Linked DNA regions of Homo sapiens: region 2 is linked to region 1. Evidence: read pairs that join two places in POLR2A ChIA-PET (ENCODE). Cell type or tissue: PC-9. All regions are shown on one strand. Each heading gives the region's core, and the rest is flanking DNA. Links, peaks and the distances in the headings are about the cores only.

Region 1 (16,380 bases), core at 7,063-11,062:
TGGAGCCCGCTCTGGGGCTGCCCTGGCCACCCAGTGTCTTCGTTGGCTCTCGGGCACTGTCCTAGCCCAGCCTGTGGCCTGCCCACCCCCTAGTCCAGCAGGTGAGAGCAGGCCCGCTGCAGCGACTGACCCCAGTGCAGCAGGTACTCTCCTTAGCCTCATTCTTCTGGGGAGACAAGGGGGACTCAGAGAACGCGATTAGTCTGAGGCCACACAGCTGGGAGAAGCCCTGTGTCCTCTGCCGCCAGGGACCTGAGCCACTCCAGGCCACATGTGGCCGGCTGCCAGTGGCCTCTGATCAGGGTCCTTGTCCTGCCATGCTGAGTCATTTGGTGATGGCGGGTCTGGCAGGGGGTGCACAGGGCTCCCAATACTGTTCTAGGCAGCCAGTTCAGGTCCTCTATGCCCACACCTGTCCCTTTCTGCTTCTCCCTGCAGGAGGAGCAGTGGCTCTGGGAAGGGCTCTGTGGGCAGGTCCTGTGGAAGGCGGCTCTGCTGCGGCAGGGAGGGAGCTGCTGAATGGGCAGCAGGCTTCCCAGGCACAGGGCCAGGCAGGGGCCTGGGCTGTGCTGCCTTCTCCCAGCACTCCCAGCTCTGCACCTGGGGCCAGTGTTTCCCCGAGAGTGGACTCAGGCCCAAGAGCAGACTGGCCTTCGCCTGCAAACTGGGCCCCTGTGTGCAGGGTTTTGTCCCCAGGGCTGTCTACCAGGCTCAGGCCGGTAGCTGGGTGGCTGGAGGCCTGCTGGCGCCTGGGGATCTCAGCCACAGCAGTGCAGGGGTGGTGATCCTGGTGGGGGCTGGGGAGTAGTGCCTCCTGCCTGCATCCCAGGGCCCCAGGCTCATCCAAACATCCATGTTAAGGTGGTGGGCCGGACACAGTGGCTCACGCCTGTAATCCCAGCACTTTGGGAGGCCGAGGCAGGTGGATCACCTGAGGTTATGAGTTCTAGACCAGCCTGACCAACATGGAGAAACCCCATCTCTACTAAAATACAGAATTACCCGGATTACCCGGGCGTGGTGACCCATGCCTGTAATCCCAGCTGAAGGGGAGGACTGCCCCTCCACACCTGTGGGTATTTCCAGTCGGGTGGGACGAGAGACTGAGAAAAGAAATAAGACACAGAGACAAAGTATAGAGAAACAACAGTGGGCCCAGGGGACCGGCGCTCAGCATACTAAGGACCTGCACTGGCACCGGTCTCTGAGTTCCCTCAGTTTTTATTGATTATTATTTTCGTTATTTCAGTAAAAAGGAATGTAGTAGGAGAGCAGGATGATCATAAGGAGAAGGTCAGCAAAAAACATGTGAACAAAAGAATCTATATCATAATTAAGTTCAAGGGAAGGTACTATGCCTGGATGTGCACGTAGGCCAGATTTATGTTTCTCTCCACCCAAACATCTCAGCAGAGTAAAGAATAACAAGGCAGCATTACTGCAAACATGTCTCACCTCCCACCATAGGGTGGTTTTTCTCCTATCTCAGAACTGAACAAATGTACAATTGGGTTTTATACCGAGACATTCAGTTCCCAGGGGCAGGCAGGAGACAGTGGCCTTCCTCTATCTCAACTACAAGAGGCTTTCCTCTTTGACTAATCCACCTCAGCACAGACCCTTTACAGGTGTCGGGCTCGGGGACGGTCAGGTCTTTCTCATACCACGAGGCCATATTTCAGACTATCACATGGGGAGAAACCTTGGACAATACCCTGCTTTCAAGGGCAGAGGTCCCTGCAGCTTTCCACAGTGCATTGTGCCCCTGGTTTATTGAGACTGGAGAATGGCAATGACTTTTACCAAGTATACTGCTTGTAAGCATTTTGTTAACAAGGCACGTCCTGCACAGCCCTACATCCCTTAAACCTTGATTTCATACAGCACATGTTTTTGTGAGCTCCAGATTGGATCAAAGTGGTTGGGTCAAAGTGGCTGGGGCAAAGCTACAAATTAACAACATCTCAGCAAAGCAATTATTTAAAGTACAGGTCTTTTTCAAATGGAGTCTCTTATGTCTTCCCTTTCTACATAGACACAGTAACAGTCTGATCTCTCTTTCTTTTCCCTACACCAGCTACTCGGGAGGCTGAGGCAGGAGAATCGCTTGAACCTGGGAGGCTCAGGCTCAGCCTGGGAGGCTGAGGCTCAGGGAGGTTGTGGTGAGCCGAGATGACACCATTGTACTCCAGCCTGGGCAACAAGAGCAAATCTCCGTCTCAGGAAAAAAAAAAAAAAAAAGATGTGGTAGGGAGGTGGGGGTGGGAGGGGGCAAGTGGGCTCAGGAGGTGGGGGGGGTGCCGGCAAGCAGACTGCTTGAGTGGGGAGACGGGTGAACCGCAGGACCCCAAGGCCCCCTCACATTGAGAGTCCAGGGAGGGATGGCTGTGGGCAAGGTCTGTATGCCAGGTCACCGGAGGAGGGGGTGGTGTTTCCAGCAATGGAGCGTCTGGTGTGGAATCAGTCACCTTACCCTCCCGCTCCTGCTGGGTGATACCCCATCCTTGCGGCTGCCCCCGCGTCTTCCTTGAGGAACAGCAGACTCTGAGGGGGCAGCCCCTTCCTCCCCAGGGCACGGCCTTGCCCCTCAAGGGTTGGGTTCAGGGGCAGCGGGCAGGCCTGGGCACGGCTGGGCCGTCACCTCGGGCGAGGGATGGGGAATAAAAAGGAACTCTGTCTGAGACACCGTGATCCCTCGCCGGGGCCCAGGCCTGGCTCAGAGCAGCCACCAGGAAGCGTCTGCGGCCCGTATGGGGGAACAGACCATACTTCAGACCCTTGCTCAACCACCGCTTTCCGCTCTCTCAGTGGCAGGTGCCGCGCAGAGCCTGGCCCTGGTGGGGCTGTGGCCCCTGGTGGGGGTGGGGGCCGTGGGCAGCTCCCGGGAGGCTCCTACCCGCGGACGGGTCGGCAGGTGGGAGGAGGGGGCGTCCGGTAGGGTCGGCGAAGGCGCCGAGGCCACGTGCAAGCCCCGGCCCTCGAGGCGGCCTCCCGGGCCCGGGCGCGGGACCGTGCGCAGGACTGACCAGCAGGGGGCACGCTCGCTCGGTGCTGCCAGGCCGGGTGGTCTGCGTGCGCAGGCGCGGCGGGGGGCCTGACGGCGCTGCAGTTCCCCGGGTGGCCGCGGGGGTTGCGGCGGAGGCAGCGAGCGTCCGCGCAGAGAAACCGCCTCGGCCACGCCCGCCCTTGGGCCGGTGCTGGGGACCCAGGCCGAGGCCTCTGGTCGTCTGAGGGTGCCAGGGGCAGCTGCAGGGGGTTTGCCGGGCTTCACGAAGTGACCGCTACAGGGAGTGCAGTCGCAGCCACGGGTGCCCCTTCCAGGGTCACCGGAGGACAGAGCCAGGGGCGGGGGCGGGGGTGGCGCGGCCGGTGGGAACGGCAGGCGTGGTTGGGGGCGCGGGTGGAGGCAGGACGCCCCCAGCCCCTTCTTCAGGGCAGCTGCGTGGGACCCAGGCTGCCCGGACCTGGCCCGCCCTCAGGGCTAGATCCTAGGGTTCCACATCCCAGGCCTCTTTCCTCCGCCCACCTCTCCCCGCTACAACCCAGGCAGCTCCTGGCTGCCTTCCCCCAACCAGAGTCCTCTCTGCAAAATAATAACCAGACCAGGTCCCTCCCTCAGAGGTTCCCACAGTCCTTGCCTGCTCTGACCTAGGCTGACCCCACCTCTCCAGCTTGATTTCCTACTCCATAAATGAGATCGGTGTTGTTTATCATAATTACAGTTTGGGGTTGTTTCTTTTTTTTTTTTTTTTTGAGACGGAGTCTGGCACTGCCGCCCAGGCTGGAGTGCAGTGGCGCGATCTCGGCTCACTGCAAGCTCCGCCTCCCGGGTTCACGCCATTCTCGTGCCTCAGCCTCCCGAGTAGCTGGGACTACAGGCGCCCACCACTGCGCCCGGCTAATTTTTTTGTATTTTTGGTAGAGCCGGGGTTTCACTGTGTTAGCCAGGATGGTCTCGATCTCCTGACCTCATGATCCGCCCAGCAGGGCCTCCCAAAGTGCTGGGATTACAGGCATGAGCTACCGCGCCGGGCCTGGTTGTTTCTTCTTGAGAAGGGGGTTTCTCTGTTGCCTGGGCTGGAGTGCAGTGGCATGACCATGGATCACTGCAGCCTTGAATTCCTGGACTCAAGCGATCCTCCCAGGTCAACCTCCCGAATAGCTAGGACTACAGGTGTGCTACTACGCCCCGCTAATTTTTGTATTTTTAGTAGAGACAGGGTTTTGCCATGTTGTCCAGGCTAGTCTGGAACGCCTGGGCTCAAGTGACACTCCCGCTTTGGTCTCCCAAAGTGCTGGGATTACAGGCATGAGCCACTGTGCCTGGCTAATTTTTTAAAAAAACTTTTTGTAGAGACGTGCTCTGGCTTTGTTGCCCAGGCTGATCTTGAATTCCTGGGCTCAAGGGATCCCCCACCTCGGCTTCCCAGAATGCTGGGATTATAGGTGTGAGCTCCTCAGCCCAGTCAATTATGTTGTTGTTACTGCCCGCATCACCTGAACCCAAACCCTTTCACCTGCACCTCCAGGCAAACCAGACCCCACTCTAGAAACACATCCTTGCATTCCTAGAGTTTGTTTTTCCTTCTTCTGTTTTGTCCTTCCACACGCATCACAACCCTTCTAGAAGCTTTTCTTGGGGGCTCTGCCCCAGTGGTCCTCTCCTTCCCCCACAGCAGGGGCCTGGGTGGGCCTCCTCTGTGCATGCAGACTGGGCCCCTGTTACCCTCTTGCAGGCCTCACCCATCCTAGGTCAAGGAGCTCCTCAAAGCCATCAACCACAGCACCTTCATCTCATTCTCTCTCTCTCTTTTTTTTTTTGAGATGGAGTCTTGCTCTGTCGCCCAGGCTGGAGTGCAGTGGCACAATCTCGGCTCACTGCAACCTCCGCCTCCCAGATTCAAGCGATTCTCCTGCCTCAGCCTCCTGAGTAGCTGGGATTACAGGCGCGCGCCATCACGCCGGCTAATTTTTGTATTTTTAGTAGAGAGGGGGTTTCACCATGTTCGCCAGGATGGTCTTGGTCTCTTGACCTCGTGATCTGCCTGCCTTGGCCTCCCAAAGTGCTGGGATTACAGGCGTGAGCCACCATGCCCAGTCTTTTTTTTTTTTTTTTTTTTTTGAGATGGAGTCTTGCTCTTTTGCCCAGGCTGGAGTACAGTGGCACAATCTCGGCTCACTGCAACCTGTGCCTCCCCCGGGTTCAAGTGATTCTTCTGCCTCAGCATCTCGAGTAGCTGGGACTACAGGCATGCACCACTACATCCAGCTAATTTTTTTTTTTTTGTATTTTTATCAGAGATGGGGTTCGCCATGTTGACCAGGCTGGTCTTGAACTCCTGACCTTAGGTGATCCGCCTGCCTCAGCCTCCCAAAGTACTGGGATTACAGGCATGAGCCTCCACACTCAGCCCCAAATATATTTTAAGTGTCTCCTTTTCTCTATCACCAATGCCACCTCCCCAGCCCAAGGCTCAGTCATTCCTCACCTTCAGTACTGTGATAACCTGGTTTAGAACCTAGTTGATTCGGGCCAGGCGCAGTAGTTCGGTCTCCCAAAGTGCTGGGATTACAGGCGTGAGCCACCATGTCTGGCCCTCATTCTGTTTCTTAAATGCTGAGCCCTCGGGGTGCTGCGTACGGCAGCAGCAGATGAAGAAATGTTCACCCACTCACACCACCTGCTCCGTACTCCCCTTCAGGGTTGCACAATCTTGGGAGGGGTGCCAGATGTGTACCCCACATCTACATGGATGTGTTGGCGGTCTGGGGAATGCAGGGTCCTCAAGCCACCTATCACCCTCTCCAGGGCCTGGGCACTAAGGCTGTGGTTAACAGAGCTTGGGGTAAGAAGCCCTGGGAAGAAGGTTGGTGGGGCTTCAGTGACAGAGGGCCAGGAGGCGGCTGGGGAGGGGCTCAGGGTTACCTGTGGATAAGCTTTCTCCACTTCCAACCCCTCACGGCCCTCCACTCCCTGTCTCCTTGTAAAACCTTGGAGGTTATTCATGGTTCAGCCCCTGACTTCCTGTCTTACCGAGTTTCATCTCCAGGACATTTATAAGCTACTCTTGGCTTCGAAGGGTTTGGTGGCTGCAATGCAGGAGAGGGGAGGAGAGGGTGGCCAGAACCAGGTGGGCTGGGTGCCAGGACCCCTGGGGTCTGCTTCCAGCCATGGACTAGGCCTGCTGGCCCTGGGCTTCCCCTTCCACCTCAACTCCATGGCCTTTTTGGTCTCGAAGTCTCTCTCGGAGTATGATTCTTTGCTGGGCCCCAGAACTCCAAGCCGGGGAGCCCCTGGTGTGTATCCAGGTCTAAGGCGAGGGAGGGCAACTGGAGTCAGAGAGAGGACAGCAGTGACCAGCCTGGGAGATGAGGGATGGAGTCCTGGCTCTCGGCCAGAGGGGTGGGGGGAGGGGGAGGGGTTGACTTTGAAGGCTGTGAAGCCTAAGAGGGGCGAGGCAGGGGTGGGGGTTGGGAAGAGGAATTTAGAGCTCTCGGCCTGACTGCAGGTTCTGAGTCCTCCTGAGCGTTGAACCGAGTAAGACAGGCCACATGCCTGTCTGGTCCACTGCGGGGGTGAGGTGCTGCCCCCGGAAGTAGGGCAAATGGAGGTGCCCTTGCTGGGGATCCTGTCTGCTGGCCAGGGGGGACTAACTCTTCAAAAGGGGCTTACAGGCAGGCGCGCACGGTGGCTCGTGCCTGTAATCCCAGCACTTTGGGAGGCCGAGGCAGACGGATCACCTGAGGTCATGAGATCGAGACCATCCTGGCCAACATGGTGAAACCCCATCTCTACTAAAAATACAAAAAATTAGCTGGACATGGTGGCACATGCCTGTAATCCCAGCTACTCGGGAGGCTGAGGCAGGAGATTCACTTGAACCTGGAAGGCGGAGGTTGCAGTGAGCCGAGATCGCGCCATTGCACTCAAGCCTGGGCAACAGAGCGAGACTCCCTCTCAAAAACAAACAAACAAACAAAAAACAGAAGGGGGCTTACAGGCTCCAAAAGTGGTGTGGGGTGTCACTTGGGGCTTTCCACACTGTGTGAAGGTGCCTGGGGCCTGGCTGCAGGCCTCTGAACCCCCCTCCACCTGTGCCCACGTGCACACTCACAGAAGATGTGTACACTCACCAGGGTCCACAGACAGGCACACAGAGTCCCATCTCCTGTGCAGCGCATGGGACTCCTGGGCCTGTGTCCAGTCCCCTTGCTCCTGACGAACATGCTCCTGGTGGCCTTCCAGTCCATGGAGACCATCGACAGGGCTGGACAGACCTGGCCACAGAGGACTCTCTTGGGGTTGATTGAACGCTGCTCTGCCCTCCCCACAGGGCTGGGAGACTTCCATGCCCAAAGGCCTGGCTTAGGGCTATGAAACTGGAGGAGGTGGGGCTGGGGGAGGGCAAGGAGAGCCCTGTTTCTGTGGGACCCTCCTCTTGTCCTGTTCAGATCCACCCTGGAGATAGAGGCACAAATGGGACTACCAGCCTGGAAGAAGGATTGCTACATTGTTTTTTGTTTTGTTTTTTTGGAGACAGTGTCTAGCTCTGTCACCCAGGCTGGAGTGCAATGGTGCAATCTTGGCTTATTGCAACCTCTGCCTCCCAGGTTCAAGCGATTCTCCTGCCTCAGCCTCCCAAGGGGCTGGGATTACATGCACGAGCCACTGTGCCCAGCTAATTTTTGTATTTTTAGTAGAGACGGGGTTTCGCCATGTTGGCCAGGTTGGTCTTGAACTCTCGACCTCAGATGATCACCCGCCTCAGCCTCCCAAAGTACTGGGATTACAGGTGTGAGCCACTGTGCCCGGCCTGATTGCTACATTTTTATAAATTGAACTGGCCAGGCTGGTGGGCAAGAGGCAGTTTGCAGGGCCCAGTTATTCATGGAGGTTGGGGGAGGGAACAGGAAAGAGTAGCAAATCGCCTTCTCTCTGTGCTGATTCCTCCAGGAAGACCCAAGGGAGAGGATTGAGGGTGGCTGGAAGCAGGCTGGGGCCACCCCTCTGCAGGAGAGGATTCTGGCTCCTCTGGCAAACCCTGCAACCCCAGGCAGGCTCCCAGCAGGCAGGGGACTGAAGACAGTGGGGAAGCGTCCTTCCCGATGCTGGGAATCTGGTCTGCCTTGGCAAATCCTGGGAAGCCCCACAACCCTTCTCTGTCACAGTGTCCCTGGGTCACCAGGAACAAGATCCAGGGTTCGGCAAGCCAGGCTTGCTTGCCACCGTGAGGCCAGTGATGCCTTTGTGCTCCAGCCTTGTCTGCAGGGAAGACGGAATTATGAGATAGGTCCTCAGTTTCCCCAGCGCGGGAGCAGCCTCCGAGCACCCCTTCTGTGGCCCCTGCCGCACGTTCTCTGGGTCCTTGTCGTAAAGAACATTCACCAAGCACTTAGGAGCTGGGTACAAAGGGAGGTGGGGGTGAGTGTCAACTTTGTTTAATACAGTAGGGAAGTGAGGATCACAGGCCTGGACTCCTGCTAAGGTCACCCGCTAGGAGGGGGCAGAGCTGGCTGGTTTTTTTTGAGATTGGGTCTTGCTCTGTGGCCCAAGCTGGAGTGCAGTGGTGCAATTATAGTTCACTGCAGCCTTGACCTCCTGGGCTCAAGAGTTCCTCCCACCTCAGCCTCCTGAGTAGCTGGGACCGCGGGTGTGCACCACCATGCCTGGCCAATTAAAATAGTTTTTTTTCTTTAGAGATGAGATCTCCCTATGTTGCCCAAGCAGGTGTCAAACTCCTGGGCTCAAGTAATCCTTCTACCTCAGCTTCCCAAAGTGCTGGAATTACAAGCGTGAGCCACCACGCCCGGCCACAGTGCTGGCCTTGAATCAGCCTTGAAGGTCCCTACAGCCTTTGCTGTTACCGTTGCCCCATCCTAGCAAGGGGCTCCTGCCCCGCCTCGGTCCCCACCAGGGTGAACTGGGAACAGCGGGCCCTCGGGGAGGGTAGGATGGGGGACTGGCCTCTCTGAGGGGCCCCTCCCTGGGAGGGAACCACATCCTTTATGAGCTCGGGCAAATCAGGCATCTGAAGTGGAAAAACCCCACACAAATCAAGGACAGCTGGGCCCGCCCTCTGGCGGCAGCCCCCTCCGCTTGCTCCCCTCGCAGGAATCCTGGCAGGAGGCACGGAGCGGGGCAGAGCCAGTCTCAGGGATGAAGGGTGTGGTTCTCAGGGAGGGAGTTCCTGGAGCTCCTCCTGGCTGTGTGAAATCTACCCTAGCTGTCTTCGGCGGAGGGCGGGGCCGCTAATCACTTTCCAGAGTGGGGCCGCGGTCCTGCCCTCGCTTGTGAGGGCCCAGGCTGGGGCTGCCCACCCCGGGGAGGGGACAGACTGGGAAAGAGGTGGAGAGGGGTGTCAGGGAGGGACACACACAGACACACACACACAGTCACTTAGTTGCTCAACAAACATGAGCTGTCATCCTGGTCAGGCGTGGAGCCACAAAAGGGATCAAGACTGACCCCGTCTCTGCCCTTGTAGAGATCATGGGTAGGTGGAGACAGGGATCAAAATCACCCACAAAGAAATAGTTACAGACTGTGAAGGGGGCACAAATGTAGCCAGGACGCTGGTTGAGGATCTGACGCCGGGCAGGGCATTCCTCCTAGCACGGCCTTGCTCCCCAGGACTCCCCACCTCTTCCCCTCTCCATCCCCTCCTGCCCTGGCCCTCCTTGTCACCTCTCCAAGGGACAACGTTTACTGGGCCCAGCAGCTGGGGCAGCACAGCCCATCTCCCCTCCCAGATCCTCTCCTCCCAGCCACTACATCAGGCCGACCATCCACATGTTCGTCAGCTGGAGGGTGGACAGACCATCTGCCTGGCTGTCTGGCTTATACAGGGGTCAAGATGAGCTCGGGCAGTGTGGACCCTCAAAACCCCTGGGGCCTTGGGAGATCCGGCTAGGCAGAAGGAACTTGTTGATGTCTGTTTCTTGGCGGAGGAGGACATTCAGACAGAGAGCAGGAGGCGAGGGACCCTCTCAGGGTGCAGGGACAGCCCACACCCTTTGTCCCTACAGTCTGGTTGCTCAGGTGTCCTGGGGCAGAGGGAAGGAAGTTTGTGTGTGAGGAGCATGGAGAAGAAGTTCCTGAAATTATCAGATTTAACCTTCATAAGGCACTCAACACAGAGTTACCATATGATTGAGCAATTTCACTCCTAGGTATATTCCCTAGAGACATGAAACGTATGTCCACTCAAAACCGTATACCTGAATGTTCATGGCAGCGTTATTCATAAGAACCCCGCAGTGGAAACAACCTAGATGTCCATCAACGAATGAGGGAATCAACAAAAGGTGGTCCATCCATACGATGGAGTATTACTCAGTCAGGAAGAGGAAGGAGGTACTGGCACATGCCACAGTGTTGATGAACCTGGAGAACATGCTGAGTAAGAGACCCAGACACAAAAGGACGAACATTGTATGATTCTCTTTTTTTTTTTTCATTTTAGAGATGGTGTCTCACTCTGTCTCCCAGGCTGGAGTGGAATGGTGCAATTTCAGCTTCACTGCAACCTCTGCCTCCCGGGTTCAAGGGTTTCTTGTGCCTCAGCCTCCCGAGTAGCTGGGACTACAGGCGTGCACCACCACACCTGGCTAATTTATTATTATTATTATTTGAGATGGAGTTTTGCTGTTGTTGCCCAGGCTGGAGTGCAATCGCGCGATCTCGGCTCACCACAACCTCTGCCTCCCGGGTTCAAGCCATTCTCCTTCCTCAGCCTCCCAAGTAGCTGAGATTACAGGCATGCACCACCACACCCAGCTAATTTTTTGTATTTTTAGTAGAGACAGGGTTTCTTCATGTTGGTCAGGCTGGTCTCGAACTCTCAACCTCAGGTGATCTGCCCACCTCGGCCTCCCAAAGTGCTGGGATTACAAGTGTAAGCCATGGCGCCTGGCCCACACCTGGCTAATTTATGTATTTTTGGTAGAGACAGGGTTTCACCATGTTGGCCAGGCTGGTCTCGAACTCCTGACCTCAAGTGATCCACCTGCCTTGGCCTCCCAAAATGCTGGGATTACAGGCATGAGCCACTGTGACTGGCCATATTTCTTTCTTTCTTTCTTTCTGTTTTAGAGATGGGCTCTCACTCTGTCGCCCAGGCTGGAATGCAGTGGTATGATCATGGCTCACTGCAGCCTCGTACTCCTGGGCTCAAGCGATCCTCCCACCTCAGCCTCCTGAGTAAGCTAGGACTATAGGTGCATACCATCACGCTTGGCAAATTTTGAAATTTTTTGTAGAGACTGGTACTCCCTATGTTGCCCAGGCTGGTTTTGAATTCCCCGCCTCAAGTGAACCTCCTGCCTCAGACTTCCAAAGTGCTGGGACTACTGGTGTGCGCCACTGTGCCTGGCTAAATTTAAAATATTTTGTACAGACGGGGTTCTCGCTTTGTTGCCCAGGTTGGTCTTGAACTCCTGGCTTCAAGCAATGATTCTCTTTTTGTGAAATGTCCAGAATAGGCAAACCCATAGAGACAGAAAGTAGATTCGTGGTTGCCAGGGGCTGTGGGAAGGGGAGAAGAGGGCGTCATTGCTAATGGACACAGGATTTCTTTTTGGGGTGATAGAAATGTTCTAAAATTGATTGTGATTGCACGACTATGAATATACTGAAAACCATTGATTTGCATGCGACAAATGGCTGGATTGAGTGGTGTGTGAATTACATCACAATAAAGCTGTTACTCTTCAGAGACTCATGCGAGTCATGACTGAGGTCTTCATTTTACAAAGGAGGGTCTGGTGGCTCAGAGTTGGTGGGAGCCTGAGGAGGAGGCGGGGCTGGACCAGCCTCAGGCCAGACTCTAAGCCCCGCCCCTGTTCCCGCAGGGCCTTAAGCTCCACCCCATCCTCTACTGCCCGGGCTCTCTGCTGCTGAGCCTTCACCCACACGGTTCCTTGGCCTGGAATGCTGTTCTCCTCGTCTTCACCTGGCCGTCACCTCCAGAAAGCCTTCCCGACCTCTCCTCCCACGTATACCCTTCCACTGAGCGACATTAATGGAATGTCCACTGCGTGCCAGGCTCTGTTAGGTGCTGGGGATCCACTGGTGAATGAACAGCCCCAGTGCTGCCATCCTGGGCGCCCCGAGGTGTGTAGCCACCGTCAGCCGAGTGCCTGATGGAGGGAGGGGTCAGCTTCCAGGAGAACCCTCCGAGCCGACTCCTGGTCCCTGCATCTCTCTCTCCCTGTCCCCAGTCCATTCCACATCCTGCTGTTCTGCGTTCTGGTCAATTCCTCCTGGAAAGTCCTTCTGCCCTCAGCGGGGACTAAGGATAAAGCATCCAGCAGAGAGACGGCAGCGGAAAGGCCAGGAGATGGAAATGACCATGCTGGGCTGGGCAGGGGGCTGGAGGAGCCATCACGGAACCAGTGCTGGAATTTCAAGTCCTGAGTAGGGACTGCTGAGACCGTGGGGATGGCTGAGACTGTGGGGACGGCTGAGACCGTGGGGATGGCTGAGACCGTGGGGACTGCTGAACCTGTGGGGACTCCTGAGACCGTGGGAACAGCTGAGACCGTGGGGACTCAGACCGTGGGGACGGCTGAGACCGTGGGGACTCCTGAGACCGTGGGGATGGCTGAGACCGTGGGGGCTCCTGAGACCGTGGGGACTGCTGAGACCGTGGGGACTCCTGAGACCGTGGGGATGGCTGAGACCGTGGGGGCTCCTGAGACCGTGGGGACTGCTGAGACCGTGGGGACGGCTGAGACCGTGGGGACTCCTGAGACCCTGGGGACGGCTGAGACCATGGGGACGGCTGAGACCGTGGGGACTCCTGAGACCCTGGGGACAGCTGAGACCATGGGGATGCTGAGACCGTGGGGACTCCTGAGACCGTGAGGACTCCTGAGACCGTGGGGACTGCTGAGACTGTGGGGTGGATGCTGCAGGGTGGGACCCCAGCCCCCACCCCGAGCCAGCCCGTTGGGAACAATACCGTTTCAAGCTAGACCAGAAGAAGAATTTCCTGTGACCCAGCATAAGCCAGCATGCTCTCCTCGCATTGTGCCCGCTGCCTGCCCACGGGGCTCCTGCAGAGGCTTGCCCAGATGAGCAGGTGCAGCCCGCATGTCTGGAGCCGGGGCTGGGGGACTGGTCAGTGGTCTTCACCCCGTCAGCCCCGTGTGGCCCCCTCTGGCCAGGGCTGCTGCTGGGTAGGAGCTCCGGAATGTCTGTGGGTCGTGGAGGCCTTCGGCCCCTTGAGGCAGCCCGGCTGCTGGGACTTGTCCAGATGCCATCAGGGCTGGAACGGCTCATTAACGCAGCAGAGCCCAGGACAGGGGCCGCAAGCCCTTGGCTGGGAAGAGGCTGGGCCTCTGCCGGGAGCCTGTGCCGTGCCTGCCTGGCGCCAGCCCTGTGGCCAGGAAGGCTGGGGCAGAGGTGGAGAGAGGACCCGGGTCTCATACCACCTTTGCCTTCGGATGGGGCAAGTTGCTCGCCCTCTCTGAGCCCGGCTCGCCTCCCCTGCCTTCCCTGCAGGCTGCTGCTGGGCGTTGGGGATGTGAAGTTCCCGCAGTGTCTAGCGGCCCCCGCAGGTCCCACCCGAGAGGCCCCTGAATCTCACGCCCCTCAGAGGCAGCCCCTGGGGGAGGTCCTGGGCTCCTTCTCTTCCCCAGCACAGGGGTCCCTGAGTCCTTTGTACTCCAGTGGGGTCCACTTTGCCAGCTTCCGAAATGCATCACTGATGTCTCTGGGCAGTGCCAGGTGGACCAAGGCTGGGCAGATGGGGTGACTTAGTAGACAGAGTATGTCTCAGGCCTGAATTCAGTTCACCACTGGGCCCCTGGGAGGGAAACCTATTTTCTCTGAGCCTGTCCCCTCCATTCTAAAACAGTAACCAGAGGTGACTTGACCTCTCAGCGGCCAGGCTGTGACCCGATGTGTGACTGTCAGCTGGGAGTGCAGGACGCACGCCATTCCCGGCCGCAGACTCCCCCCACACGTTCTGGGATCCCTCTCTGCACACTAGGGTGCTGTCCCGGCCTCTTTCTCCCTTGGCAGGCCGAGTGCCCGGATCGACGCTTTTCCTGGGTCCCCTTGGCCTGGCGATGAGGCTCCCGCTCCTGCAGGCCAAGGCTTGGCCTATGCACCTGCCGCGCACGTCCCGGAGTGGGGTGGGGGGGGAAGGGGATCGGTCTTCAAACAGAGGGTCCCGAGGCCCGCGCGCCGCCCTGTCCCTGCCCTGCGTCCCGAACGGCCACCGCCGCCGCATCCTCCCCGCGCAGAGGTGAAGATGCCGGAGTCAAGCGAGCCAGGGCCTGGGATCTCGGAGCAGGAGCGTCCTGGTGGTCCCGGCAGCTCGAGTCGCGCCCGGGTGGTGGCGGCTGCCGGCGGGTCCAGCCCAGGCAGTGGCCTCGGAGGCGGAGTGGGCGGGGGAGGGGGAGGGGGGAGGGCGTCCAGACCCCGCCCCCGGTCCCGCCCCGCGCCCGCTCCCAGGCTGCGGGACCGCCGGGCGCAGAGCACAAGCCGGGCACCCACGGACTGAGCGGCGCGCGGGCCGAGATGCGCGCCCGCCTGCTGCCCCCGCTCCCGGGCCTGGAGCGGCGCGACCCCATGGCAGGTAGCGGCGGCCTGGGCGGCGGGGCCGGGGGCGGCCAGGGCGCAGGGGCCGGGCAAGGGGCCGCTCTGCGGGCGTCCCGCGCGCCGATGCTGCTCGTGGCCCTGGTGCTCGGCGCCTACTGCCTCTGCGCCCTCCCCGGCCGCTGCCCGCCGGCCGCCCGCGCCCCCGCGCCGGCCCCCGCGCCCTCCGAGCCGTCCAGCTCCGTCCACCGCCCGGGAGCACCCGGCCTGCCTTTGGCCAGCGGTCCCGGCCGCCGGCGCTTCCCGCAAGCGCTCATCGTTGGCGTGAAGAAGGGCGGCACGCGCGCCCTGCTGGAGTTTCTGCGGCTGCACCCCGACGTCCGCGCGCTGGGCTCTGAGCCCCACTTCTTCGACAGGTGCTACGAGCGCGGCCTCGCCTGGTACCGGTGAGCACCCTGGCCCGTCCGCCCTGACCGGCGCCTTCCTGGGGAGGGTATCGTGCGCCCCAGGGAGCAGCGGCACGATATCCTGCCTCCCAGGGAGCAGGGGTGCGCTCCGGGCAGTGGGGTTGGGACCGCCCTGTGGGGGCCCCAGGCTTGACCTGGGGTCCCGGCTCCGGAAGAAGGAATGATACTTGGCTAGGATTCCCTGAAACTTTGAAAACTGTGGGGAAAGCCCCGGTTCCGTTCTCTCTGCTGAGGGACCCAGCAGGACTGGGGGAGGCGGTGGCTTCCCAGCCCAGAGGTCGTTTCCAGCCCGTGGGATTACCTGGCAGCGTCAGAAATGCCTCTGCCGCCCGCTCACTCTGGGCACTCAGGTGTGACCGACCGCTGGCCAGGTACTGTAGAAAGGGGCCTCCAGGTTCCAGGCAGCCACCTAGAAAGCGTCCTTCCTCCCCAAGACCCCCGAGTCTGCGCACAGGAACCCTTGTTGGTGGTCCTGGGAGTCCGGAGAAAGTCTGGGCTTTGGAAAGGAGGAGACTGCCTTTAGGTGAGTGCCCAGGGTGAGTCCAGCCCCGTGCATGGGGCTCTGTGGCTGTCCTGCCTCTACCCAGGATGGACGTGGGGGTGCGGCAGCCTCAGCTGAAGCAGCCCGCGCTGGTGGCTGCTCATCCCCAAGCTTGGACCCAGCGCCTGCAGAGAGGACCCTGCCCAAGGCCAGTTGGGGAGTCAGTGGGGGTGGCAGGACCCAGACGCTTCTCCAGGTGCTCCAGTTTCTCCGTTCCCGATCCTCTGATCCTCTTCCTTCCCTGACGCCTACCCCTATTTGTTAACTTTGCCTTTTGTACTAAAACTACTCTTGGGTTTGGAGGGCAGGCAGGAAGGGGCTCCGTGAGAATAGGGTGGCTCGCTTCTGAGATCTGAAGGGCTGGTGCCAGTGTGGGGTGCTGGGGAAGTCAGGTGGTGGCTAGGGGACATGGAGTCCATCCCGGGGCTCACCTGGCTGAATTGGGCATCCTCAGCTCAGGCTCCAGGGAGAGACCTCACTCCCCTGACGGCAGGCAGGGGTCAGAATGCATCCCTAATCCCTGCTGCAGGGAGGAGGGTAGGAGGGGCTACCAAGCTAGAAGCTGGGGAGGAGGGGAGTGGCGAGACGGGGGAGGAGGGGAGAGGCGGGAGGGGGAAGGGGAGAAAGGGCTTTGGGTTAAGGATGCACAGTTAACTGGAGTAAACACTTCAGAGCCACCCCTGAGCCCCATGAGCTTTGACAGCAAGAGACTGGGGGTGGGATCTGAGCTGGGCCGTGAGGAGCCACAGGGGAAGCTAGGGTTGGGTTTAGCCCTAAAGGGTTCTGGAAGAGCCCAGGCTCCTGAGGCCAGTCCAGGCCCGCCCTGG
Region 2 (10,277 bases), core at 6,275-10,274, 1.1 Mb after region 1:
AGAAGAGGGTTACTGCCCAAGCCAGGCAATGCAGAGTGACACCAGACCTCACCGTGAAACCCAGCATCGGGACAGACATCGAATCAAAACACGCGTTTCCACCGCGTTACCGCGACACCGCCAGCTTCACTCTCCGCACGGTGGCTCGAGACTTCCTTCAGCCTTCTGCCCGTGATACACAGGGAATTCGGATTGTTTTCCACGGAAGTGGGGCCCGTATGATTCTCGGCAGACACTCTCGCTCACACACAGGCCGCACCAGCACACGCTGTATTCTAAACCTCCTACAGCCTTGAGAATCCTTCCCTTGAAAAGCAGCACGATTTAAAAGGAGCTCCCAAGGCCGGGCGCAGCGGCTCACGCCTCTGATCCCAGCACTGTGGGAGGCCGAAGCGGGCAGATCACGAGGTCAGGAGTTTGAGACCAGCCTGACCAACACGGAGAAACCCTGTCTATACTAAAAATACAAAATTAGCCAGGTGTGGTGGTGGGCACATGTAATTCCAGCTACTTGGGAGGCTGAGGTAGGAGAAATGCTTGAACTCAAGAGGCGGAGGTTGCAGTGAGCTGAGATCACGTGACTGCACTACAGCCTGGGAGACAGTCTCCATCTCAAAAAAAAAAAACTCCCTAAAATTCAGAACCATCACTTTTCTGTGTCTACATGAAAGTGTGGGTACAACCCCTCACACTCACAAGCTAAAATCCGAGTTTCTGATGAGAAACATCCGGAGTCCTTCCCCCACCTCCGCAGCAGCCAAGCCTGGTAAAAAGGGTGGGGGGCTACGGTGGCCACGCGTGGGGCTGCCCCTGGCCATTCCCAATGTCTGGGCCTCACTGAAGCCTCGGTTCGTGGGTCAGACATGCTCCGTGTGGGTCTGGATGCCAAAGCCCCCAGACTCACATCGCAGCTGAACCCCCCGAGCTCACTGCTCCTCTGCAGAGGGCCCGAGCGTCCTCCAGGGGGTCTTGCCAGAGTGCAGTCACCAAGTCAGGGAAGGGTGTCCCCACCCTGTGGGACCTGCCACTGGATGAGAAGGAGCCGTGACACCGTGGCTGCAGCCCTCAGGACGGCAGGAGCCAGGCTGGTCCCACCTGCACCTGGGGGAGGCCCAGAGGCTCCAGGTGAGTTCACATCCTGTGGCCGCCAAGGAGCAGGGGCTCCAAACCACACCAGTTCATTCCCTCATGGCTCTGGAGACTCCAGAAACCCTCAGTGCTCCCGGGCTTGTAGACACATGGCTCTGATCTCCGCCTCCGTCCACATGGCCAACCCGTGTCTCATTCCTCCTCTCACCAGGACGCTGGTCACGGGACCAAGGCCACCTGGCTCCAGTCTGACCTCATCTTAATGTAATTCCTCCTGCAATGACCGTATTTGCAAATAAGGCCATATTTGAGGCTCCCTAGATGAGAATTTTGGGGGCACACTGTTCCAGGAAAGCATGCTGTGTACCTGGGGTGCCAGGTTCAAGGAGAGCCTGGAAGAACAGGCAGAGCTTGTCCCCACCCTGGGTCCCAGTGCTGCCGGGGACCCTCCTGCAGGTCCAGCCCTCCCCAAGCTCCTGGAACACCTGGGGAAGCTGAGACAGCGGCCAGCAAGTGAAGAAAGAAGGGTCAGGCCTAGCGATGAGAGGCGGCTGTCAAGAGAGGCCACTTCCGGGCAGCCGTGTGGGGAGCTGAGCTCCTCAGGGCTGGAGGGGGCGGGTAGGAGGGTCAAGAAGGGAGGAAAGGCGGAGTCAACCCCGGAGTTAAAAGCTCACAATGAAAAGGTATTTCAATGAAAACCTGACATTGGAAGACAACCCTTCCCACCCTCCCCAGCTCCTGGCTGGTCGGCAGGTAGCACCCAGCTGGCGGGGACAGGCCGCTCCTGCTCTGGTGACAGCTGTGGGTGCAGTGGGGGACACGTGGTGGATCCATACCTCCCCACCAAAGATTCTACATGAGACATTTTGAAACCAATTTAAAACATACACAAGAAAGGCCAGGTGCGGTCGCTCATCCCTGTAATCCCAGCACTTTGGGAGGCCGAGGTGGGCGGATCACCTGAGATCGGGAGTTCAAGACCAGCCTGACCAACATGGAGAAACCCCATCTCTGGTAAAAAAAAAAAAAAAAATACAATTAGCTGCGCGTGGTGGCGCATGCCTGTAATCCCAGCTACTCGGGAGGCTGAGGCAGGAGAATCGCTTGAACCCGGGAGGCAGAGGTTGCAGTGAGCCGAGATCGCGCCATTGCGCTCCAGCCTGGGCGACAAGAACGAAACTCTGTCTCAAAAAAAAAAAAAGAAAGAAAGAAAAGAATACACATGAAAAAACTGAAACATCTTTTTCACGTTTTCCAATATCCACAGCCCCCCAATGCTGCCAGGGGTCACCGCCCCATAGGTGTGCACCTGGCCCTCCCCTGCCTCCCAGGGCCTCTTCTCTCAGCCACCTGCACAAGGTGATAACGCTTTGTTCTCATGAAAAGCCACTGTGTCTGCCTGGGCATCACACGCAATCCTCACCTCCCGGGTTTGCTGGCAAGTTCGACGAGCGTGTCACACGTAAGGTGAGGCAGCCAGTGGGGTTGTGGTGGTGAAGGAGGCTGTTGGGAACAAAAGACCATTCTTCTGTCCTCTTAAATTCTGCGACTGGGGCCTGCAAATTAAACTGACAAAAGACGGATCCATAGGATGAAAAACTTGATTGACAAGCACGCGGCAGCGAACAAAAGAAGTGGGTGGTTCAGCAACGTGGAAACCACTGCCTTGTATCCTCACTAGGTCAGGGAAGGGGGCAGCAGAAAAGGCTTCTGAGGGGAAGAACAAATAGGTTTCTTCAAAAAAGACAAAAGGGCTTTTAGAAGGACAATGGAAAAAGTTTGTCTGGGCGCCTCACGCCTGTAATCCCAACACTTTGAGAGGCTGAGGAGGGCAGTTCACCTAAGGTTGGAGTTTGAGACCAGCCTAGCGACCAACACGGCAAAACCCCATCTCTACTAAAAATACAAAAATTTGCTGGGCAGCTGGGCGCGGTGGCTCATGCCTGTCACCCCAGCACTTTGGGAGGCCAAGGCAGGCAGATCACGAGGTCAGGAGTTCAAGACCAGCCGGACCAACATCGTGAAACCCCCTCTCTACTAAAAATACAAAAATTAGCCAGGCATGGTGGCACACGTGCCTGTAATCCCAGCTACTCGGGGGGCTAAGGCAGGAGAATTGCTTGAACCCAGGAGGCGGAGGTTGCAGTGAGCTGAGATCACGCCACTGCACTCCAGCCCGGTGACAGAGTGAGACTCCATCTCAAAAAAAAAAAAAATTAGCCAGGCATGGTGGTGCGCACCTGTAATCCCAGCTACTCGGGGGGCTGAGGCAGGAGAATCACTTGACCCAGGAGGCGGAGGTTTCAGTGAGCTGAGATCGCGCCTCTGCACTCTAGCCTGGGCAACAGAGCGAGACTCTGTCTAAAAAAGGAAGGAAGGAAGGAAGGAAGGAAGTTAGTTTATGATAATACAGGCATAAGCGGTGTTTCTGTCTTGGTCCCCCCAAGCAGAGATTTGGGGCATGTTTTATTCCAATTCTCCCCTCTGGGAACGGAATCACCGTGAAGAAGGAATTTGTAGCAGCCTCAGGTCCCAGGAGTTGCTGGTTTTAGTCAGAAGAGAAGCTCTGAGAAGCCGTTTTTCTGCCTCTGTTGATCTCAGTTGCCTGCAGCTCACAATACTCCTGATGCCAATGTGGCGTGGTTTCGGGTCATGAATCTCGCTCCCCTTCGAGGCCCTCAACCACAACACACCGGGCCCGTTGCTCCGTGCTGCGACCCCGTCCTATGGACGCAGATCCGCTTTTCCTCTAAGATCAGGCCCCAGCAGATCTTCTAGGAGCCCCTCAGTCTCCCAAGTGAGGATGTTTCCAAAACCCAATGAGGCAGGAACCAGGAGGGGAATGTAGGCTCCACGGTGTGGAGTGAGGGGAGGAGCTGAAATGGGTCCTCACTCTGGGAAGCCACCAACAGAGCCCAGAGGGCCTCCCCAGGCCAGGCCAGCAGCCCCCAGCTCAGGCTGTGCTAAATAAACGCAGGCCACAAGGACATGCTCAGAGGGAAACCACTCCGCTGATCGTTTCCTGAGGGCCCCGCAGTGCCGACAACACACACACGTCAGATAAGCATCGCGCCTACCGTCACTCCACCCCTTCTCCACCCCCCACTCCAGCATCTCCTGGGTTCACTCTTTCAGTGAAACAGAGCTTGTGCTCTGAGCATCTGATAAATTGTCGTAATGTCTTACACCTGACACCTGGAATAATGAATAAATTCCTTCCCCAAAAATAGGCACAAGTGTTCTTAACTCCCTGAAAGAGACTTGGGCTTAGAAAGCACAGGACCCAGAGGTTCAACATGCACTGGGGCCACCAGGGAGGACCCAACGGTGAGCCCTTCCATGACTTAACAGGAATCCTCTAAGTTGAGCTTTGTTGCTTGAGTTCACACTCAACTTGCTCTTTTTTAAGTGGGACCCACTAGTACATCCCTTTCTCAACGCCTATTTTCTGATTTAATGGAAATGACTCTAGGGAGGTGAAAAGGAATATTATTACTTCACAGTCCACGTGTATTCCATAGTAAAAGTCAGGTGGTTCTGCAACATGGAGGTCTGGCATCCTCAGGCTGTGTCCTGACAGCAAACTGGACGTGGTACAGCCAAGATGGTGAGGGCCATCATCATCACCACCATCACTACAGTCTTTACTACCATCATCACCATCACTATAGTCTTCACCATCATCATCACCATCACTACAGTCTTCACCATCATCACCATCACTAGTCTTCACCATCATCACCATCACTAGTCTTCACCATCATCACTACAGTCTTCACCATCATCACCATCACTACAGTCTTCACCATCATCATCACCATCACTACAGTTCACCGTCATCATCACCATCACTACAGTCTTCACCACCATTGTCACCATCATCTTTGGCTGACACTTACATGGCACTGACCACTTGCCCTCTCCATGTATCCATTTATCTAATCCTCACACCTGTTAGGTAGGAACCATTAGCCCCAATTCACAACTGATGAAACCAGAGCACAGAGAGGTTAAAACCACGTAGGCAGAAGGTAACACCACCAGAGTGTGAACCCAGGCAGTCTGGTTCCAGAATTAGTCCTGTCCCTGAGCCCCCCAACTCTAGGTGAGCCAGCATTCAGACACAGCAGGCTCGTGGGTGCCCAGTCAGCAAGGACTGCCTTGCTTTCCTTCCTCCTGCCTCCTTCTGCTTTGGCCTGTGTCCTGCACAGAGAAGGCTCCCCCAGGCACCGTGGGGGCGGAAGGACGGGGCAAGTGGGCGTTAAGATGGGAAAGTCTCAGTCCGGGGGCAGTGGCTCACACCTATAATCCTAGCACTTTGGGAGGCCAAGGAGGGCATGAGCTCAGGAGTTTGAGACTAGCCTGGGCAGCATGGTGAAACCCCATCTCCACTTAAAATACAAAATTAGCCGGGTGTGGGGCAGGCGCCTGTAGTCCCAGCCACTCAGGAGGCTGAGGCAGGAGAATCACTTGAACTCGGGAGGCAGAGGTTGCAGTGAGCCGAGATCACGCCACTGCACTCCAGCCTGGGATAAAAAAGCGAAACAGTCTCAAAAAAAAAAAAAAAAAAAAAAAACGGGGAGGTCTGGCTCATGTCACTCACCCGCAGCTGGAGCACCCCCGAGGAGCCCCACTCAACAGTGGCTTCTCTGAAGATGAGCCACAGAAGTTCAGTTCCTGGGGAGCAGGGCTGGTTCTTTCCTGCTTTTAATGCTATAGGAAACCTCGGCTGCTGGGGAGGCTGCGGGCGAGGGGCCGCAGACAGGCCGAGGGTCTGCAGGAAGCCGCGAGTCGACAGGAGAGAGGGGATGAGAGGCGCGCTGAGCAAAGGCGGCGAGAAACGCTGCCGTCACCTCCTGCCCGGGCCCCGTGGGGCCGCCCGGCCGCCGCCACGCAGACGTGGTGTGTAAAACCGTGGGTCAGCCCGCGTCTGCTGGTCGCCGGGGAGCAGAGGCTCGTTAAGACCGTCTGTTAAAAGCCAGCGGCTTCCATCGTCACTCAGCTAAAAACGTGTCAGTGGAGAGCGGAGCCAAACGTGCTTTTTCTAGGGGAGGAAACAGGCTTTTCACACACCGGCTGTCGCCAGGACCAGGTAGGTGTGAGGGCCTGGCGGGCGATGGTGGGTGGCAAGGGGATGGCCGGCAGTGGCGCCAAAGCGTTGCGTCTTGCCAGAGCCTCCCTCCTCGCCTCCCGGTCAGATCCTCACCCTCCCTCGCCACCGCGCGCCTGCAGCCGCACTCGCCCCTCCCAGCCTTGGCCGGAGCGTCCTCCAAGGTGCGGTGCGAGGCAGCAGACAGAGTCCCCATGCCAGCCACCCTCCCCTTCTCGCTCCGTCTTGCCAGGCGACTCCGAGTCTTCAGCGGCAGAACGTGGTCCTCCCTTCGGGGTCCCTGAGCTGCAATGCAGCCGCTTGAGGCTGGGGACGGCTCCAAGGAGCCCCCAGTCACCAAGAAGCAGCCTCCAGAAAGGCCGCTGCGGGTTCCGGGGAAAGGCGGCCTGAACGTGCATTCCCGTGAGACTGCCTGGAGGGGCGAGCTCTGCTGCGGGGCAGGGGGTGCCTGATGTGGGCTGAGGCCTGTGCAGAGAAGCCAAGAGGACACCTGGACCCTCCGCCGAGTCCAGCCACCAGAGACCCAGAGCCCCCCACGAAAGCAGAGCCTCGGGCCGGGCCCTGTGGCTCACGCCTGTAATCCCAGCACTATGGGAGCCCGAGGCGGGAGGATCACGAGGTCAGGAGACTGAGACCATCCTGGCTGACACGGTGAAACCTCATCTCTAATAAATATACAAAAAATTAGCCGGGCGTGGTGGTGGGCGCCTGTAGTCCCAGCTACTCGGGAGGCTGAGGCAGGAGAATGGCGTGAACCTGGGAGGCGGAGCTTGCAGTGAGAGGAGATCGCACCACTGCACTCCAGCCTGGGTGACAGAGCGAGACTCCGTCTCAAAAAAAAAAAAAAAAAAAAAAGAAAGCACAGCCTCTGCTCCCTGCTGAGGAGGCCCCAGGCCAGGGGAGGGGGGCTGCCCCACGTGTTCCCGCTGGGTAGACCCCTGCCCCCACCCACAACAAATGGGGCACAGCAGGTGTGGAGGGGGCAGCCTTCTGCACCCCTCCTGGTGCTCAGCTCTCTCCCGGGACCCCTGCACCTCCCAAGGGCACCAGGCCTCCCCTGGCCCCGTGCCTTGTTGGCTTCCAGGCCTGACCCTACGTGACCTCTTCTCTGGGGTTCCCCTCACCTCCTCCCAGTGCCAGGGGAGGGACACGGGTGCCTACAGGGAAGGTGACAGGTCCCTTCTAGCCTCGAGAAAAGTATGGTAAGCCCCGGTTGAGGGACCTTCTAGGAAATCCCGACCTTCCTCCTCAAAACCGCCCAGACCACCAAAACCAAGGGAAGTCCAAGAAATGGCCACAGCCCAGGGGGGTTCACAGCCCAGGGGTGCTCAGGCAGCCAGACGGGAACTGTCCCAGGATGGGGAAAGGCCCCTCGGTGAAGGCCGAGGACTCCGGTAAACTGCGTCGATCCTGGTTCACGCCAGTGTGGGGTGTCACCTCCACGGGACCCTGCGGGGAGGGCACAGATGGGGGCTCGGCTCTGTCTCCTCAGTGTTTCAGAAAACCCACAGCTGCCCAAAAGAAAACCTGTTATTTGTTTAAAGTACTAAGATTCCTGTCATCCCAGCACTTTGCGAGGCCAAGGCAGGAGGATCGCTTGAGACCAGAAGTTTAAGACCACCCTAGGCAACATACTGAGCCCTCGTCTCTATCAAAAAAAAAAAAAAAAAACATTAAAAAATTAGCCAGGCACGGTGGTACCCACCTGTGGTCTCAGGAGACTGGGGCAGGAGGATCACTAGAGCCCAGGAGAGGTCAAGGCTGCAGTGAGCTAGGATGGCGCCAGTGCACTCTGGCCTGGGTGACTAAGGGAGGCCCTGTCTCAAAAAAATACATTTTTTGGCTGGGTGTGGTGACTCACACCTGTAATCCCAGCACTTCCAGAGGCTGAGGCAGATGGATTACTTGAGGTCAGGAGTTCAATACCAGTCTGGCCAACATGGTGAAACCCCATCTCTACTAAAAATACAAAAATTAGGCGAGCGTGCTGGCAGGCGCCTGTAATCCCAGCTACTCGGGAGGCTGAGGCAGAAGAATTGCTTGAACCCAGGAGGCAGAGGTTGCAGTGAGCCGAGATCACACCACTGCACTCCAGCCTGGGTGACAGAGCAAGACTTTGTCTCAAAAAAAACTTTTTAAGGTAGCACGATTCACCCATAATGACATCAGCCCAGCATTTCCACCAACCTCAAAAGAGAAGAGACGGGCCTGGCTGAGCCCCAGCAGCCCACGTGCCACACTCCGAGTTTCTGCACAGCCTGGCTGTACTCGCGGGCCCCCATCTCGGCCCCACTTCTCCTCAGCTGCTTCTGGGGTTTCTGTGAGTAATTCCCCAACAATTCGGACCTCAGTGACTCTGGACTGAGGAGTCTCACCTCCCAGAGTGACTGTGGTTATAAATAGGATTTTCTCAAGCTGGTTTCTACTCTGAAAACTGTAATAACATATGTCTGATCCTCGTCTTCAACAAAAAGATTTAAAAGCAGCAAAGCATGGCCAGGCATGGTGGCTCACGCCTGTAATCCCAGCACTCTGGGAGGCCAAGGCAGGTGGATCACTTGAGATCAGGAATTCAAGACCAGCCTGGCCAACATGGTGAAACCCCATCTCTACTACAGATACAAAAAATTAGCCCGGCGTGGTGCCGGACGCCTGTAATCCCAGCTACTCGGGAGGCTGAGGCAGGAGAATCGCTTGAACCCGGGAGGCGAAGGTTGCAGTGAGCCGAGATTGTGCCACACTGTACTCCAGCCTGGGCAACAGAGCAAGACTCCATCTCTGAATGAATGAAGCAAAGCAACGTTGGTAAAGACCCCACAACAGGCATCTGGCGGCTGTGTCCAGACCATGCTTCTCAAAGGGGACCCAGAAAGCTTCCAGGGTCCCCGAGGTCAAACCTGTTTTCCTGACACTTCTAAGAACGGTTTCCTTCCCATTCTTATTATTTTTTTTTTGAGACTGTGTCTCGCTCTGTTGCCCAGGCTGGAGTGCGATGGCATATGGCATAGTCTCGGCTCCATGCAACCTCCACCTCCAGGGCTCAAGTGATTCTGGTGCCTCAGCCTCCGGAGTAGCTCGGATTACAGGCGTCCGCCACCACGCCTGGCTACATTTTTGCATTTTAGTAGACATGGGGTTTCACCATGTTGCCCAGGGTGGTCTCAAACTCCCGCCCTGAGGTGATCAGCCCACCTCGGCCTCCCCAGGTGCTGGGATTACAGGCCTGAGCCGCTGCGCCCGGCCTCCTTCCCACTCTCCTGAAAGTGTGGGGCGGAATGTTCCGGAGGCCACCGGCTTGCAAGCAGACGCAGACATGAGAATCCAGCACAAAGTCACGCCTTCTTTTTCTTCCCACTACATTTTTTTTTTATGGGGAAACAGTTGCTTTTCCTTAAAATGCTATGTTCACGTGCAATGGATTTATTGCTATTTTTACGTGAAAAGGTGAACATTTTTAAATGCTCTGTTTCTGGTAGAGTGAATGTCCACAGCGGCCGCCCACGTAAACAAAAGCCCGAATGGTTTTAGGATTGTGAAGGGTCCTGGGAGCCGGGCTGGGCCAGCGTTGGGTGAGGATCCTTCCGGAACCCGGGGTCACGGGGACGATCACACGGACCTGTGGCTCCACCCGGTGGTGACGGCGAGGACGGCGGGAGACCCCAGCGGGCAGGAGCGCGGCCCGAACCGCGCGGCCCCGGGGATCCGCCCAGGGCAGGCAGGCAGGGGTGCCCCGGGCGCTGGGGGTTCGGGGCTGGCCGTCCTCCGCGGCGGGGCGGTCCTGCGGGTCGCAGGGTCCTGGGCGGCCTCCCCGGGCTCCACCAGCCAGATGCCTGCGGCAACACCAGCGGAGATCACAGACGTCTCCAGATGCCGGCCAGCGTCCCCCGGGGGCAGAAGCGCCCAACCCCGTGAGAGCTGCCCAGTCCACAACACAGACAGGACGGTGCCGAGGGAGGCGTCAGCACGGAGCAAAACATTCGCACATGATGGCCGAGAGCTCCGGGCACTTGCTCCACCTCCACTCCGTCCCACAGGGGCTCCAAGCCGGCCGCTCCCCACCATGGGAGTCGGGGTGGAC

The links. Peaks named below come from ENCODE experiments on the same cell type or tissue, not always from the same donor. Only the 100,000 strongest peaks of a DNase experiment are listed, where the experiment ranks them.
Region 2: POLR2A ChIA-PET joins it to region 1 with 12 read pairs; 1 of 35 experiments calls an interaction of 5 or more read pairs at or near these places.

The regions. Positions count from the first base shown.
Region 1 is chr16:1,916,522-1,932,901 of GRCh38, reverse strand. HS3ST6 (heparan sulfate-glucosamine 3-sulfotransferase 6) reads left to right here and starts at 14,487. Exons shown (of 2, transcript NM_001009606.4): 1 at 14,487-14,991. The coding sequence starts at 14,579. RefSeq lists enhancers at 11,700-11,994, 12,143-12,706, 12,707-13,268, 13,269-13,832, 13,833-14,394. In PC-9, for the core only: a CTCF peak has its summit at 9,096 (motif pointing left); a DNase peak (open chromatin) is centred at 9,131; H3K27me3 peaks cover 401 bases.
Region 2 is chr16:813,390-823,666 of GRCh38, reverse strand. No RefSeq gene overlaps it. Among named protein-coding and RNA genes, the nearest start is that of GNG13, 18 kb to the right of the region's middle. RefSeq lists an enhancer at 6,027-6,527 and a silencer at 9,866-9,945. In PC-9, for the core only: no CTCF peak of the experiment used is centred there; a DNase peak (open chromatin) is centred at 8,036.